2 separate regions of the Mus musculus genome follow, and region 2 is linked to region 1. A link is a loop called in an ENCODE intact Hi-C map of the cell type or tissue named here. Cell type or tissue: gastrocnemius. All regions are shown on one strand.

Region 1 (5,000 bases):
TTCTCCATTCGATCCAAGTCCCTCTGAGTCCACTCTGCAAGGGAGGCAGGGGGCTGCTCAACTTGTCTGGGCCAGTTTGGACCACTGCCCACCAATCAAGGCCTATCTTTCCCAGTCTGTCTCCGGACAGCCTGAGTATAGCCTGGACAACACTTCACTTAATATAACCTAAGCCTAGGCTCCCAGAGCCTGAGCTGACGGTCAGAGAGAACCCACTACCAACCACAGAATTTTAAGGGCAACATAGCTGTTGTTGGGTTGTAGAATGTAAGGGCCGGAGAGTCCTGCGAGGCCCACACCTTGCACTCAGGTCTGAATTTTACTCCCACACCTTCAACTCATTTACGGAATTATTTATCAGTAAGGCTAGTGCAGCCCCCAAAACACCTGTGCGCAGGAACTACAGTTGGGTTTCCTCCCCAAACCCGTGTCAAGCAGCGTGCCCTCCACAGTCCCCATCTCTCCACCTGGATGCACGGCCCGTCGCCACCCAGTTCCCTCGGTCTACACACCAGTGTGCACAGTCCGATAGAGGCCCCCATACTGCGTGGTGACCTCCGGGCCCAGGCAGGCGGCGCTCAGCGAAGGCTGGCGGCTAAGGCCCCGGTACAGCGCTGCCGCCTCCTGGGGCTCACTCAGCAGCACCTGCGCAGGGGACACACCAGGGTCAGGCTCAGCCCGGGCTACGGAGGCCACGGGGGCCACGGGCCGAGCCCTCACCTGACGCTCCATAGTCGGTCTTTCGGTAGCAGCTAAGTCCCGGAAGTGAAGCTCCGGGGGCGGGGCCTAAGGCGGTCCCCAGTTTCCGCTACACTCAGTGGCGACCTGGGACCCGCAGGGCCCTGTATAAGCTCCGGCCAGTCGGCAGGGGGCGGGGCCTGGATAGTAAGAAGGCGGGGCCTACGAAGGAGCCGCCCGGAGGGGAGGAGCGGGAAACAAAAATTCAGTCGAAGACTAGGCAAGTGGGAGGCAGAATCAGGGAGTCGAGTCCTGGGATTTTTAGAGAGGGGAGGCTCCGAGGAGTGAGGGCGGACGTATAGCAGCAGAATACAGAGCCGGTGTTCAGAGACAGGGCAGGTCTGGGAGGAGTGAAGGAAGTAGGATTGGACTCCAGCCGACTGTGAGCTGAAAGCTGCGGGATCAGAGAGAAAGCCCTGAGCGTTCGAAGGGTGGGGCTTCGGAGGAACACTAATGATCCTTAAGGATGAGGGGGCGGGGGCGGGGGCGGGGACGGGTGGGAACCGAATACAGAGACTAGCGGGTCTGTGAAAGCGGAATGTTGCGGGGCGCCTCAGTCGCAGGGATCTCTTTCAGCGCTCTCCCCATCTACTGCAAGCCAGGCGATTAGGAGTGGGAAACTTAGGTTCCCGGGTGGAGCCCTGGGGCGCCGGGCAAAGGGCGGTGCTGAACTCTCTGGGTGCTACCCTGGCTTATCAATCACCAGACTTGCCCCTAAAGCTATCTGTTGCCACAGCCTTAACCCGCCCTTCTCAGAAGCTCCTTGCTGCGGATCGTGAGCCGACTGGGTCTCAACCTACTCCAAGGGCCGATGTGGAGGGTCAGACTTCACCTAAGAGCAGCGAGCGTGCTGTGGAAAGAAGAGCCTAGGCAGACAGTCTCCTGCACACGACACAGGACTAGGTTGACTTAGGTGACAGCAGAGAGCAAGAGTGGTTGGGCAACAGTAGGTATCTCCCCCTCCTCCATATAGCTTGAGAGTGGCTGGTCTTTTAGACCAGCTATGGGCCCCCTTGAATGAGTGCTTTCTTTCTTACTTGAGGCAAAATTGATACTCTTTAATCTCTGTTTCTTATTTTCTAGTGCTGCTTAACTTATATTTGTTTAGTTTCTCTACGTAGTTCTGGCCTCAAACTCACAGAGACCCACCTATCTCTGTCTCCCAAGAGCTGGGATTAAATGTGTGGGCTATGATATCCAGCTTGAACTATTCTTGACTATACTAAGGATTAAAGTCTCAGCCATGGGGGACTGGGGGGGGGGGGGGAGTTTCGAACAAGGTAGGCAGATGTAAAGCTTGTTTGATAGCACCAGGGGGCAGCACTTGCCCATCTAGCTCCTGGGAACCAGGATCCTGAAAACTGTCTGGTGGCTTAGGACAAGCCTTTGCACCTTCCTGGAGGGTCATGTTTGAATGGCTTGGTGTTGACTCCGCCTCAATTGTGCCAACATTTCTGAAATTTTGCTCTTTCTCATTTTTTTCTTTAATCGTGGAGAATACTGTCACAAACGTTGGCATCTACCTGTTTGGCTAAGTGTTCCCACTTCAGAAATCACCCCGAGACTGTCTGAAGGTTGTTTATATCAAGTCCTTTTATTCTGATACCACAGAAATACCTTGTCACAGTACAGGGGAGGGACACTGAAGTACCACGAGTTCTCACAGAGCACAGGAGGACGGCACACAATTCACAAGGTCATGTGGAGGACTCGGGTCATTGCACTTACAATGTAAACTTGTTTGTTTGACTTTGTACAGCACTCTCCCCCCTCACAGAGAGAAGGAGAGAGAGGGGAGGAGGAGGGGAGGGAAAGCAAAAACAAGACATAGAAGCTAGAGGGAGAAAATGTAGATGGCCACCACTCTCTAGGGTACCACACTTGAGAGGAATTGATTTGACCCCAGAGGCTGAATGAGACTCGTGCACACACGCACAAACACACACACACACTCACACATACATACATACATACACACACACACACACACACACACACACTCATGTACATGTGCTTACACATACAGTATCTCATGACTTCTATGGCTCTCCAGTGCCACCCGGTGCACATGGTAGCAGGGTGCTGGCACCCAGGGAGACAGAGATGGCATCTCCAGAGAGTTTCATTTGATTATATATGTCCCTCCGGCCCTGATGGAGTCCATGATGACACATTATTTACAGCAAGGGAGGAGAAGGGCTATTGGGCAGGACTGTACTCTCACGGACAAGGACCTGCCTGGAAAACTCCCCAGAGGCTCCAGCATACAGACCAGAATTGCTGCCCTGGCTGTTCTTTCAGTGTGGGCCCTGAGACTGTTCACCCTGCCCAAAGAACAGGAAGAAGATGGTGCGAGGACCATCCCTATGAAGTGAGTGTGTTGAGGCCTTGCGTGGGCAGAGGAGGGTGCCCTTGCTTATGACACTAAGAGGGGAGAAAATGGAGGTCTGGGCTCTACACAGAGTCAACATAAGGGCCAGGGATACCTATGGCCTAGAAGACTCCTGCAGTCATATTCACAGAAGGGCAAAGATCTGTCCTGTGGGCACAGCCAGGGATAGAGTAGCAGATATCAGAAATGTCAGAAAAGAAATGTGCTGTAAAGTTAATACTTTAGAGCCTAGGGGTCAGCCAGAGACTGACCCGTGGACACCCTGCCTGCCCTCATCCCCTAGTCTAGCCCCTTGACTCTGAGAGGAAAGGAATACAGTCATGGTCCCAGGTATCTAGACCCTGGGCACATCCTGTACACACCTGGGCCTGGGAGTTCCTCAAAGAGGGCCTTCTTCAGCCCTTTTAGCGATGGCCCCATATAGCCCAAGTTTGATCTCTGAGATATTCCATAGTGTGAAGAAAGCTAAATCCCGGGAACTCGGGCTCTTAAGTCCAACACAGCTTGAAGTGTCCCAACCACAGCTGCCGATGGTGGGACAGGATCCCACACTAAAGGATTTATAAGCCTTGTAAAAATGCATGAGAAACGTGAACCCCTGAGAAATGCATGGTATACACCAAAGCTCTCTGGAGGCAGGCCAGACTTTAGGGGTCAGGCAGGTACTGTCTGCCCTACTCCTGGGCCAGTGAGGGAGATGCTGACAACAGTGTGATACTTATGCCTCAGAGGAGGCAAGTCCTGGGGCAGATGTGGAGAGGGTTACACCAACCCTTCAGTAAGTTTTGCTCTTGAGAGACCTTCTGGGCTCAGTTTGAAGCTGTTATTTATGTGAACAGTTTTTTCCTGAATGATATTTTCAGCCATAGCCAGCTCCTTCTGGGTACCTTATGACCCCTGGCTCCACTCCAGATAGATCTCTTGGCTCACAATCCTTTAAGCTTCTTCATCACAAAGGAGAGACATAGAGCAGAGTCAGTCAAGATCTGGGAATCATAGGGCACAGCCAGGATCCCTTGGCTTCTGCCTCTCCACAGATGTGCCCCAAGCTTTGCCCTTGAGCAGTACCCCACTGGGAAGATGTGACCAGTTTCTTTTGGCTCAGGCCTGGGATAGGAGGAAAAATGATATACAAGTAGAAATCCTACAGCAAACCCACAGAATGTCCATACACATGCATCCTGTGCGGGCTCCCCTCTCTGTCTAGTCTAAGGTTTGTTTTTATCTGCTATTGTACACAGATAAAAACTGCAAGGTGTCTGGGGCCTCACTGCCTGCTCCCTGGCCTGGCAAATGTAGGCAGTTCTGGCAGGTCTTTACTAGCGTGTCCCAAAGTCAGGGAGAAGCGCTCCTAAAGGAGAGGTTTGGAGGCGAAAAGAACTCCAAGCAAGAGGTCGGGCATTTAAAATGAATGAAATCGTGCAAAGAAGCTTCGAGCCGTGCATGCTCCAGTGCCAGACAGGCGGCGACTCACCTGGCAAGCAGCGAGTCCTGCCACAGGTCAAACATGCCACAGACTTAAAATTTACACATGCACACCTGCACACGCGCATACACACACACACACACACACACACGCACGCACGCACGCACGCACGCACACACGCACTCACGCTCTCCATTTCTCTCTCACACACACAGAATGTGGGGACAAGGATTGGGTTGGGGTGATGGTATGAGCAGATAGAGCTATCCAGTTTCTCAACTGCATGTTTGCAATTAACTCCTTATATGTAACACGGAATTTATTAAATATTAACAGTTGTCTTTGAGGGTTTATATTTCATTGCATAGAACATTAGAGATGAGACTTGTGGCTGGGCCCGAGATGAAGGGAGGCCTCCCAGGGAAGGGCTTTGGGGAGGCATGT
Region 2 (5,000 bases), 190 kb after region 1:
TTCAATGTCGTCTTCCGGTCCACTTGGACCCATCTTGCATATGGTACACAGACAGACATTCAGGCAAAACACCATAAACATAAAACAATAAATCAGGGGACCCTAAAACTATGAACGGTGATATGGCTACACAGGTTTGGTGACTTGTGTTTGACTCTAAACCCTTGTAAATGTGGAAGGAGAACACCCACACTACAGAGTTGTCCTGTGTGATGGCTAACCTTGGCTGTCAATTTGGCACACTTGGGAAGAATGAATCTCACTTGAAGAATGGCCTCCATCAGTGTGGCGGGTGGGCATGTCTGCAAACTAGGAAATACTCTGACCTCCGTTCACACTCTGTAGCATGCATCCCCAAACATGTATCACACACACACACACACACACACACGCACACACACACTTAATAAAATAAGATCTGGAGAGTAGGCTGGAGAGACGACTCAGAGGTTAAGAGCACTGACTGCTCTTCCAGAGGTCCTGAGCTCAATTCCCAGCAACCACATGGTGGCTCATGATCATCAATGAAGGGATCTGATGCACTCTTCTGGCATGCAGGTGTAAAGTAAATTAATTAAACTGAAAAGGTTTTTTAAAAGATAAGTGGGGGCTGGGGAGATGGCTCAGAGGTTAAGAGCACTGAGTGCTCTCCCAGAGGTCCTGAGTTCAATTCCCAGCAACCACATGGTGGCTCACAACCATCTGTAATGAGATCTGACGCTCTCTTCTGGTGCTGTCTGAAGACAGCTACAGTGTACTTACATATAATAAATAAATAAATCTATTAAGGGTGGTTGTGAGCCACCATGTGGTTGCTGGGATTTTGAACTTCGGACCACCTTCGGAAGAGCAGTCGGGTGCTCTTACCCACTGAGCCATTTCACCAGCCCCAAATAAATAAATCTTAAAAAAAAAAAAAGGATAGGTGGTAGCGGTAGTATACAACTTTAATCCCTGCACTCCAGAGGCAGAGGCAGAGGCAGAGGCCAGCAAATCTCTGAATTCAAGGCCAGCCTGTTCTCCAGAGCAAGTTCCAAGACCAACAGAGCTATATAGAGAAATCCTGTCTTGAAACAAACAAACAAACGACTGGAGAGTTGGCTCTGCAATCAGGAACATTGGCTGTTCTTCCAGAAGATCTGAGTCGTCGTCGTCGTCTTCTTCTTCTTCTTCTTCTTCTTCTTCTTCTTCTTCTTCTTCTTCTTCTTCTTCTTTTCGAGACAGGGTTTCTCTGTATAGCCCTGGCTGTCCTGGAACTCACTCTGTAGACCAGGCTGGCCTCGAACTCAGAAATCCACCTGCCTCTGCCTCCCAAGTGCTGGGACTAAAGGCGTGTGCCACCACCGCCTGGCAGGATCTAAGTTCAAGTCTCAGCACCAACATGGTGGCTCACAACTATCTGTGCTTCCCATTACAAGAGTCTTTTTTTAAATAAAAAAAGATTTATTTATTATTACATGTAAGTACACTGTAGATGTCTTCAGAAGAGAGTGTCAGATCTCATTATGGGTGGCCATGAGCCACCATGTGGTTGTTGGGATTTGAACTCAAGACCTTCGGAAGAGCAGTCAGTGCCCCAACCTCTGAGCCATCTCTCCAGCCCTCGTTACAGGAGTCTTAGTCCCTCTTCTGGCCTTCAAGGGCACTGAATTCATGTCATGAAGAGACACACATTCAGGAACAATGGCCAAAACCATAAAATTTTAAAATGAATAAAAACATATGCTATAGGGGGTGGAGAGGTGGGTCAGAAGTTATGAACACTGAGTGCTCTTTCTGGGACCCAGGTTTGGTCCCCAGCATCCACACAGCATCTACATGGCAGCTCACAACCATCTGTAATTCCAATTCCAATACTCTAAACCAATGAGCGATCTCTCCAGACTTCAAAAATAAATCTTTAGGACAGATATGGTGGCCTTTAACATTAACACTTGGGAAGCAAAGGCAGGTTAGTTTGAGGCCAGCCTAGACTACATAGTGAATTCCAGGGCAGCCAGGCCTATGTAGAGAAGATTGTCTCAATAAATAAATCTTTAAAAAGATTATATTGTATATGTATATGTATATTGCCTCTCGTTTGGGGATATGCATGTGTGAGTGTAGGTGCCCACAGACACGGGGTGGGGGGCTTTTGATCCCCTAGAGCTAGAGTTATAGATGACTGTTTGATGTTTAATGTGGATCCTGGAAGCAGAACTGGAGTCCTCTGCAAGAGCAGTATACACTTTTAACTGCTGAGCCATCTTATCTGTCTTTTTTTTTTTTAAAGATTTATTTATTTATTATATGTAAGTACACTGTAGCTATCTTCAGACACTCCAGAAGAGGGAGTCAGATCTCATTACAGGTGGTTGTGAGCCACCATGTGGCTGCTGGGATTTGAACTCAGGACCTCTAGAAGAGCAGTCAGTGCTCTTAACCTCTGAGCCATCTCTCCAGCCCCCATAAATAAATTTTAAGGAGGCTGAAGAGACAGCTTAGTGGCTAAGAGCTCCTGCTGTTCTTGTAGAGAACATGGTTCAGCTCCTAGAACCCACATGATGGGTTACAACCATTCACACTTAAGCACATACATGGTGCACATACATTCATGTAAGCAAAACAATTATACATGTAAAATAAAACAATTAAGAAAATAACACCCTCACACCCCTTTCAAGACAGTGTTTCTCTGTGGAGCTTTGACTGCCCTGCAACTTGCTCTGTAGACCAGGCTGGCCTTGAATTTACAGAGATTTGCCTGCCTCTGCCTCCCAAGCGCTGGAATTAAAGATGTGTGTTACCACTGCCTGGCAAGAAAATAAGAAATTTAAATAAACAATTTTTAAAGCCTAAACTCTGGGCTAAAGAGATAGTTCAGCAGTTTAGCACTAACTGCTCTTCCAGAAGACCACATGGTGGCTCACAACAGCCTGTATAATACCTGTTCCAAGGGACCTGGTGCCCTCTTCTGTCCTCTGAGAGTACTGCATACGTGGTACCGAGCTATAATCCTACAAATAGATAATGAATTTTGAACTCAGCGAACCAATAGACCTACACTTGTCAGTGCTGTGCTGTGTTGTGCTACTCACACCCACATTCCCGACAAGATCTTCTACTCACCTGTTTTCTGCCTGACCACACACGGCAAGCAGAGCTGGGGCTATAGCCCAGGGGAACCATGCTTACCCAGCATGCAAAAGGTCTTGACTTTGAGTTTCCATCACTTAAAAAAAAAAATCATCTTTCTCCCAAAACTGATTGGTATTGTAGTGTTTCCTAGGAGCTGCTAACCAGACTGTGAGGATGTCTTCCCATCCCATAGCACATTTTGTGGGCATTTTGTCTGGCTAGCATACACAGGCCGTTCTCTTAATTCCTTAGCATTTTTCAGGGTGGGGAGATTGACTGAACAGGACAGGACAGACAGACATGTCTATAATCTATAATTCCTAGTTCTTAGAATACCCAAGATACAAGATACAATCTGCAAAATACATGAAACTCAAGAAGAAGGAAGACCAAAGGGTTGACACTTTGCTCCTTCTTAGAATTGGGAACAAAACACCCATGAAAGGAGTTACAGAGACAAAGTTTGGAGCTGAGATGAAAGGATGGACCATCTAGAGACTGCCACACCCGGGGATCCATCCCATAATCAGCCTCCAAATGCTGACACCATTGCATACACCAGCAAAATTTGGCTGAAAGAACCCTGATATAGCTGTCTCTTGTGAGGCTATGCCGGTGCCTGGCAAACACAGAAGTGGATGCTCACAGTCAGCTATTGGATGGAACACGGGGCCCCCAATGAAGAAGCTAGAGAAAGCACCCAATGAGCTAAAGGGATCTGCAACCCTATAGGTGGAACAACAATATGAACTAACCAGTACCCCCAGAGCTCGTGTCTCTAGCTGCATCTGCATCATTGGGAAGAGAGGCCCCTTGGTCTTGCAAACTTTATATGCCTCAGTACAGGGGAACGCCAGGGCCAAAAAGTGGGAGTGGGTGGGTAGGGGAGTGGGGGGAGGGTATGGGGGACTTTTGGGATAGCATTTGAAATGTAAATGAAGAAAATACCTAATTAAAAAAAAACAATAAAAAAAGGGAAAAAAGAGAGAAGTTAACATTATTTAAAAAAAAAAGAAATGATAGTAAAAAATGTAAGCCACCCACCCACCCACCCATCCATCCACCTACCCACCCCTCCACCCACCCACCCATCCATCTACCCACCCACCCATCCACTTAACAAATGCTGATTGAGCCCTTATGATCTAGGATTTATGTATTTATGTATTTTTATCTTTTATTGCCTGGGTTTTTTGAAACAGAGGTTCTCTGTGTAACAGCCCTGTCTGTCTAGAATGGGCTCTGTAGACCAGGCTGGCTTGGAACTCACAGCCTCTTGCCTCTGCCTCCCAAGTACTGGGATTAAAGGCATGGGCCACCACCACCTAAGTCTAAGCTTCATTTTAATTGTTGGAAATATCCCCATAAACATGAGAGGCCAAGTTCAGCTATGTAGTTGATTGTTTGTTTGTTTGTGTATTAGTAGTACTGGAGACTAAACCCGCTTGGGGTCTACCTAATGCCAGCAAGTGTTCTACCTTTGAGCACTGCCCACCCCCCCCCCCTTTTTTTTTTTTTTTTTTTTTTGAGACAGGGTTTCTCTGTGTAGCCTTGGCTGTCCTGGAACTCACTTTGTAGACCAGGCTGGCCTCAAACTCAGAAATCTGCCTGCCTCTGTCTCCCAAGTGCTGGGATTAAAGGCGTTCGCCACCACCACCCGGCTCCCACCCCCTGTCTTACTTATTTTTAAGGGCCTGAATGTATGTCTGTGCACCATGCCTATCATCAGATCTTCCAAGATTGGAGTTACAGAAGGGTCATGAGCCACCATATAGATGCTGGAAATTGAACCCAGGTTCTCTGTAAGAACAGCCAATTCTCTTAACCACTGAGCCATCTCTCCACCCCTTATTTTTGTGTTTTTTTTTTAAATTGACTCACAC

The links. A loop is a pair of places that touch in the nucleus more often than their neighbours do. Peaks named below come from ENCODE experiments on the same cell type or tissue, not always from the same donor. Only the 100,000 strongest peaks of a DNase experiment are listed, where the experiment ranks them.
Region 2: a loop joins it to region 1, with 8 times the contacts of the local background. A loop is called at or near these places in 20 of 42 quality-filtered maps.

What each region holds. Positions count from the first base shown.
Region 1 is chr9:108,093,715-108,098,714 of GRCm38, forward strand. Apeh (acylpeptide hydrolase) reads right to left here and starts at 766. Exons shown (of 22, transcript NM_146226.2): 1 at 721-766; 2 at 513-645; 3 at 1-34. The coding sequence starts at 732. It overlaps Bsn (bassoon), which reads right to left. Exons shown (of 12, transcript NM_007567.2): 12 at 2,308-5,000. In gastrocnemius, CTCF peaks have their summits at 844 and 2,063 (motif pointing right); DNase peaks (open chromatin) are centred at 58, 840, 1,372 and 2,073; H3K4me3 peaks cover 2,072 bases; H3K27ac peaks cover 2,291 bases.
Region 2 is chr9:108,281,662-108,286,661 of GRCm38, forward strand. No RefSeq gene overlaps it. Among named protein-coding and RNA genes, the nearest start is that of Nicn1, 6.3 kb to the right of the region's middle. In gastrocnemius, a CTCF peak has its summit at 2,952 (motif pointing left); a DNase peak (open chromatin) is centred at 2,960; H3K27ac peaks cover 829 bases.